2 separate regions of the Homo sapiens genome follow, and region 1 is linked to region 2. A link is a contact called in ENCODE Hi-C or POLR2A ChIA-PET data. All regions are on one chromosome and are shown on one strand. The core of a region is the stretch at or near the end of the contact, and the rest is flanking DNA. Distances in the headings are between cores, read along the strand shown. Region 1 overlaps PALLD (palladin, cytoskeletal associated protein). Region 2 overlaps DDX60 (DExD/H-box helicase 60).

Evidence for each region. A loop is a pair of places that touch in the nucleus more often than their neighbours do. ChIA-PET counts read pairs that join two places held with the same protein, here RNA polymerase II (POLR2A). Pooled maps may share reads with other maps.
Region 1: a loop to region 2 is called in a map of heart right ventricle, with 2.5 times the contacts of the local background. The contact joins two enhancer-like sites. A Hi-C loop is called at or near these places in 6 of 168 maps with a recorded cell type or tissue (Right ventricle myocardium inferior, cardiac septum, heart left ventricle and 1 more) and 6 of 50 pooled maps. POLR2A ChIA-PET finds 5 or more read pairs at or near these places in 2 of 52 experiments (PC-9 and naive thymus-derived CD4-positive, alpha-beta T cell).

Annotation. Positions count from the first base shown.
Region 1 is chr4:168,502,730-168,505,942 of GRCh38, forward strand. All of the region lies in intron 1 of PALLD (palladin, cytoskeletal associated protein), which reads left to right. The region is part of intron 1 of LOC107986198 (a long non-coding RNA gene); the gene reads right to left. Among named protein-coding and RNA genes, the nearest start is that of PALLD, 7.3 kb to the left of the region's middle. Within about 2 kb of position 1,467, at least 4 of the 41 ENCODE cell types and tissues checked have a DNase peak (open chromatin) inside an H3K27ac peak, as active enhancers do.
Region 2 is chr4:168,263,045-168,266,537 of GRCh38, forward strand. All of the region lies in intron 22 of DDX60 (DExD/H-box helicase 60), which reads right to left. Among named protein-coding and RNA genes, the nearest start is that of DDX60, 54 kb to the right of the region's middle. Within about 2 kb of position 2,052, at least 4 of the 41 ENCODE cell types and tissues checked have a DNase peak (open chromatin) inside an H3K27ac peak, as active enhancers do.

The DNA of each region.
Region 1 (3,213 bases), core at 217-2,716, 240 kb after region 2:
TTTCTACAAAAATATATTTTAAAATTTAGCCAGGCCTGACGATGCACACGCGTAGTTCTAGCTACTCAGGAGGATGAGGCAGGAGGATCCCTTGAGCCCAGGAATTCAAGGCTACAGTGAGCTATGATCATGCCATTGCAGTCCAGGCCGGGAGACAGAATGAGACCCTCACTCAAAAGAGCAGAATAACACTTAGCTGAAGAGAGCATGTCCCAGAGAAATGTCGCAGCAGGTTCTGGGAGGCTGAAAGCAAATCAGTCATCAGAACATTTCCTGCCTCGTGCCTTTGTTCACATGTGTGTCAAATCCTATCCAGGGCTCAAACCACATTTCAAACACCCGGTATTTCTTAGCTTTTCTCCATCAGCTGCTGTAACCCAGTGTGCTAAGCATTTGCCATACAAAGACGCCAGTCACAGCTCCTGCTTCCATTGGGCTCACAGTTGAATGAGGAAAGCATTCTCTAAACAAATACTTGTAATTTAATATGATGACTGCTGTGAGAAACGCAATGCAAAGTAACATGCTTGGAAGAAGAAGCAAATTATATTGATTGGGGAACTGTTAGAAAGCACCAAAAAGTGGTAAAATTTAAGAAAGTTTTCAAGGATGAACCGGAGTTTGAAAAACAGAAAGAGGGCTGGATGCAGTGGCTCATGCCTGTAATCCCAGCACTTTGGGAGGCCAAGGCGGGTGGATGACAAGGTCAAGAGATCGAGACCATCCTGCTAACAAGGGGAAACCCTGTCTCTACTAAAAATACAAAAATTAGCCGGGCATGGTGGTGGGCGCCTGTAGTCCCAGCTACTCAGGAGGCTGAGGCAAGAGAATGGTGTGAACCTGGGAGGCGGAGGTTGCAGTGAGCCAAGATGGAGCCACTGCACTCCAGCCTGGGCAACAGAGCGAGACTCCATCTCAAAAAAAAAAAAAAAGAAAAAGAAAAAGAGAAAGGAAGCACATTTTAAGCAAAAGGAGCAGCAAGTGCAAAGGTGTGAAAACCAGAAAGAATCTGAATTGTTTGAGGAATGGTGAGTGGGCCAGGGAGGCCTGAGTGCATGTGTGTTGGTGATGACAGAGGGTGAGGCTGGAGCATTTCCATCAGCTCAGGCTGTCCACGGGTATGTTTAACCTGCACATCGTGCTTTGGAACTTTTCTCATCAGCCGGGGAGCATCATAGGAAAAAAATAAAAACCAAAAGAGTGACGTGACACAATTTGTACCTATGATCTCTCTTACCATTTTTATCCCTTACTGCAATTTGTTGAAACTATTTTAATAGAAATTATCACGCTCCTCCTTGTAACTGAGTTATTTTTTACTCTTGTCTAATCCCTCCTACTGGATTGTAAGATCATTTAAGGAGAATAACTACGCCTGCCTCATCTTTGTCCTCCTTGAAGCTTCTCTTGCACAACTAAGCAGTTGTTCCGTTGATTTCATGTTCAACTTACTATTCCAGGAAAGGGAAGTAGAAGAAAGGAAGCATGACTGTAAGATGGGCGAGGCCAAGGAAGAGTCATTTCCTCCATGGTGAAGAACATAATGCTACGCAACTTCAAGCAAATTAAAAAACAGTTGTGGTTGGCCAGGCATGGTGGCTCACACCTGTAATCCCAGCATTTTGGGAGGCTAAGGTGGGCAGATCACAAGGTCAGGAGTTCAAGACCAGCCTGGCCAATATGGTGAAACCCTGTCTCTACTAAAAATACAAAAATCAGCTGGGAGTGGTGGCAGGCACCTGTAGCCCCAGCTACTCGGGAGACTGAGGAAGGAGAATCTCTTGAACCCGGCAGGTGGATCTTGCAGTGAACTGAGATCATGCCACTGCACTCCAGCCTGGGCGACAAAGCAAGACTCCAACTCAAAAAAAAAAAAAAAATGGCTGTGGCTAATGAGCGTTTTAGGGAAAATGACAATTAAGCTAAACTGCTAAAGCTGGAGATGATGGATAAGACAAGGATGAGAAAAAGAAGAAGACAGAAGAATTTCTAGGAAATTCAGATTCCTTCTGAGAAAAGTGAGGAGGCAGGGGACAGGACAATTTAAAGATGCCAAAGAATCCTTTATTCTTCAAAATTTCAAAATCTTTCAATGCTACTTACTAAAGTAGAACCACTTTAATGGCGTTGGTGTTTACCTCATTTCCTCTTCACTCATTAACAGCAGTATTAGTGGGTCTTTTTAGTCTATTTCATCTTCTGTGTCTATCACACCGGCATAGAATTACCAAGAGCACTGTTTGACAGAAAACATGAAATCTCAGGCAAATGATGGAGATGTTTGTGATTGTGTTTCATTCCTTTTGATTTTGACCTTTTCATTTTGGAGTGCTGACTGACATGGAAATCTCTGAAGCACAATTTTCCAGTGAACTTGGCCCGCTTGGAAACCGCCCTTGTTCATCCTCATTGAATGAGCATTTTCCCTAGACCACGTGCATGTTCCCGCGGCAATAACTGGCTTGCAAATTAAGCCTGAACCAGATATGCCATAGAACTATTATTTTCTTTTTCAATGTGCAAGCAGTTTTAAAGCTACACCTAATCCTGACTACTGGATCCTGTCAGATGGCGCCTCTTTAAAACCAAAATATGAGTTAATAAGCAGGTGAGATAATCTGCCTCCAGCAAACACTCCCTACATTAAGAATTGAAAATGTTTTCATCATTCAGAAGTTTGCTTTAAGCTTTGTTATATAATGCTCCTTGTGAAGTTTTAAAATGTATCATATTATGTTCATTTGGAACTAAAAAGCAATTGAATTAATAGCAGAACTCTGATTTCTGATCCACAGTTTTGTTAGTTTGATACATTGCTTAGGATTCTCAATTATGAAAACTACAATGGTAAGATGGTAAAGTGCATAGAACATGAGCTCTGGAGTTATTCCCTGGGCTTAAACCTTGGTTCTCCCACTCAGATTTTCTGCCTCCATTTCCTCCTTTCTAAACCAGAGGCTGCTGTGAGGGTTTTAAATGAAATAATCTACATGATGACTCTGGGCACAATGCCCACCGCAGGGTAAGCAGTCCATTATTAGCCATTATCATTATCAATCATCGTGATCATTAATTGCCTTTATATGTGTTATATGAAGTCATTAGGTAGCTAATGTTCTATAGAAGGGGTTGGCAATTTTTTCCTGTAAAAGTGCAGGTAAATATTTTAGACTTCATGTGCCATATAGTCTCTGTTGCAACTACTCAACTCTG
Region 2 (3,493 bases), core at 802-3,301:
GACTTCATAATTGAAATCAGAGCGATGGGAAGCTGAAAGATTTGTGGACTCAGTTTAGACAATACATAACTTCTATCTTACAGCTAACACCAAAACTGATGTAATTAAGAATGTGATTCTTTACTTTTATGTGTACCAAGCCAGGCTAAAATGGGAAAATCTTATTTGCTTAAGTTTCAAGATAAGAACTGGGTCAACTTCAAGATAAAGGCTCTTAAACCACCTTCAAGACTCCAAGAAATTTCTCCCAAAGGTCACTGACAGGTCTGCTTTAAGTCTTCTTAATAATGTATGCCATTCATTTTTTCCACAAATATTTTTAAGTGGAAATAAAAAATTCCTGTTCTCAAAAAGTTTCACTGTAGTATTTTCTACTGGTTTCAATCACTACTGCTACAAATCATTTGCATGTAGAAACATACTCTCTGAGATGTTAATAGGAATGTAGTATAGACTGAATGTTTGTCTTCCCCCAAAACTTACATATTGAAACCGAATCCCCAATGTGATGGTATCTGGAGGCAAATCCTCTGGGAGATGATTAGGTCATGAAGGAAGAACCCTCATGAATGGGATTAATGCTGTTATAAAAGAGACCACAGAGATCTCCCCTGTCCCTTCTGCCATGTGAGGGCACAGCAAGAAGACAGCTTATCTATGAACCAGAAAGCAGGCCCCCACAAGACACCAAATCTCCCAGGGCCTTGACCTTGGACTTCCCAGCCTCCAGAATTCTGAAAAATAAATCTTTGTTTCTAAAGCCTCTCAATTTGTGATATTTTTGTTACAGAAGCCTGTTGAATGGGCTAAGAGAGTATTCTTCAAAAAAGAAAAAAGAGAGAGAAATGATATATATTGTATCAAATAGGATTCTTTGGGATTTCTCACTGGAAATGTTAAACCTCAAAGAAGTAAATATAGCATGCAAATTTATCCAAAATAATTTGACAATAGGGCACTTGCTTTCGTAAATAGCTATTAATATGTTTTAAAATTCAGGCTTCAAATTTCGGGGCTAAAAAAGCCACTCCAAACACAACACAGTTGAAAAAAACTGGAGATGATGTTTGGTAGAATGGAAAGTACAGGAGAGTATGAATCAGAAGATCTGGTTCTAATTGCACCTGTAAATGCTAGTTCCTCATCCATAATATAGGAATGAAAATACAATATTTTTACTTCCACCCTAAAGACTGCAGTGAGAGCAGACAAAATCAACATATGTTCTTCAAACCTTTAAAACTATAGAACGTAAAACAATTCCTGGAATCATCGTTTAACATCTCAGTTGGAGTACTGAAAGATAGCTAAATGCTAAGGACTATATTATATCAACATACTAAATAAAACAAAACACCTATTATTTTGTAATGTTGGCATCTTGCTCTCTTGTTAGGTATTACTTGAAAGTGGTTACTTATTCGACCTATCTAAAATAAAAACATACAATAAATCCAAGATTTATTATAATTTTAAAATATAAATCTTCTGTTTTTGGTTGCTAGCTAGAATGCTTATGATTTCTTAAGTCTCTTAGCCTTTTAGAGAGGTCTGAGCTTCCTCATTTCTAAAATGGAGGATAATTCTGCCTGTGACATAGATTTCTTATGAGAATTATATTAGATAACATATGTAACAGACTTAGTAAAATGCCTGGCATATGATTAATGCCACAGCCATCAATATGATTGACTAATTATCCCTTATAGTTCTTAATCTTTTAAATCAGTTTAACAGTCCTATGCCTAAATACTGGGGATCCAATTCAGTTGTTCTCCACTACACAGTGACTAATGATCCTGCAAAAGTTGAGTGAGTCTAGGCAGAAAATGAAGAGAAATAAAAGGTCACAGATTTGTACCATTCTTTATTTATAAACACAATAGTATTATACCATGATGCTATTTTTGTAAACCACATTGTCCCTAATGTCATAGGTGACGGTAGGCATTGATCTATGCTGAGCAGAAACAGATAGATAGCAGTTCTTTCAAGGACTTCCTGGGGCTGATAGCTCTCCAGGAGTCAGCAGCTGTTCCTGTGTGGCATGAAAATTGGGCCAAAAGCCAAAGACACTGTCCTTAGCCAGAAACAAGCCATGTATGGATTGAAGGCGATCCCTCACCATGGTTGGATTCAGATCAGCTCACTGGTCCTGCCCCCACTCCTGAAATCATTTTTATACTACAACTATAGAGGAAAGGACCCAGGTGGATGGCCGTTCTTATGTTGCCATAGTTTATTATGTTTTTTTCTTGCCACTCCATTTTTTCATATTAATCTGAAAAATGGACTACACAAGACCAGGAATTATTTACTCAGTTGAAAGGTCTCTTTGGTTTTTATCACTGCTTCTTTAGGATATGTCCTATATAAACACATGCTATACCATGCAGCTGTCAAAACGGACTTACTAATACCTAAGTCTTTATGTTCATTCTGCATTCCTGCCACAAAAGTCTAGACATCTTAAGAAGACTCATACAACAGCATGACCTTTGCAGAAGTCATCTGGGGTCACAGCACACTGTAGCAGTTCTATTGCTTTCCAGTTACTCCATTAATAGCTACTGAAAATAGAGGAAAGGCACTTGGACCAAAATGACAATTTCAGCAAGTACTCCAAACCACTATATTCATTGCTGCTTAAAGATAATCTGCCTTGAACCATCCTACACAGAATAATTTTTAAAAACTATACTGTTTTTAAAATGCCACATAATGATGAAAATGTCAGATAACTCCTGGATATCATAAAGGAAAGAAGGGAGGGAAGGAGGGAAGGAGGGAAGGAAGGGAAGGGAAGGGAAGGGAAGGGAAGGGAAGGGAAGGGAAGGGAAGGGAAGGGAAGGGAGAAAGAAAAATGAGAGAATAAAGTGCCTTTTATTCTTATATGTGGGTTATCATCCATATTCTAGATTTGGGGTATGAGTTAAGTCACAAGAATTTTGTCCATATTTAGGTTTATTTAGAATTTGGATTGGGCCATTGTCACACAAGAGATAAGTTCCCATAACAAAATCCTATTAGAAAATTACCATCAGCCAGCTTGCTTTTAGAAGCCAACTTGTTTGAGATTGTATCCTGGCCCCACCATTTACTTAATGATGCAACACTGAGTTAGTTAAGTTCTCTATGCCTCACTTTCCTCATTGTAAAGTGGGAATAGTATTAAGACATCTATCATAAGATTGTTGTAATGGTTAAAAGAGGTTTAAAAACGTAGAATTTTTAGAACATGAAGTAAGTGCTCAATTTAGGTTAGCTGTTCTTATTTAACATACACTTAGTACCTTTTATATACATAGCAATTTGTTAGGAAATGAAGGACACAAAATTTGTCTTCAAAGAGTTATTCTAGTAAGTAAAGACTATATGCATGTAAACAACTTAAGCAGTAAGCTCATCATGGCTGGTGTCGTATTAGAAACACAGACAAGGTATTATTGAGAGAAGAAAGATTACATCTAGCTAAGAAAGTCAGAGAAGAATT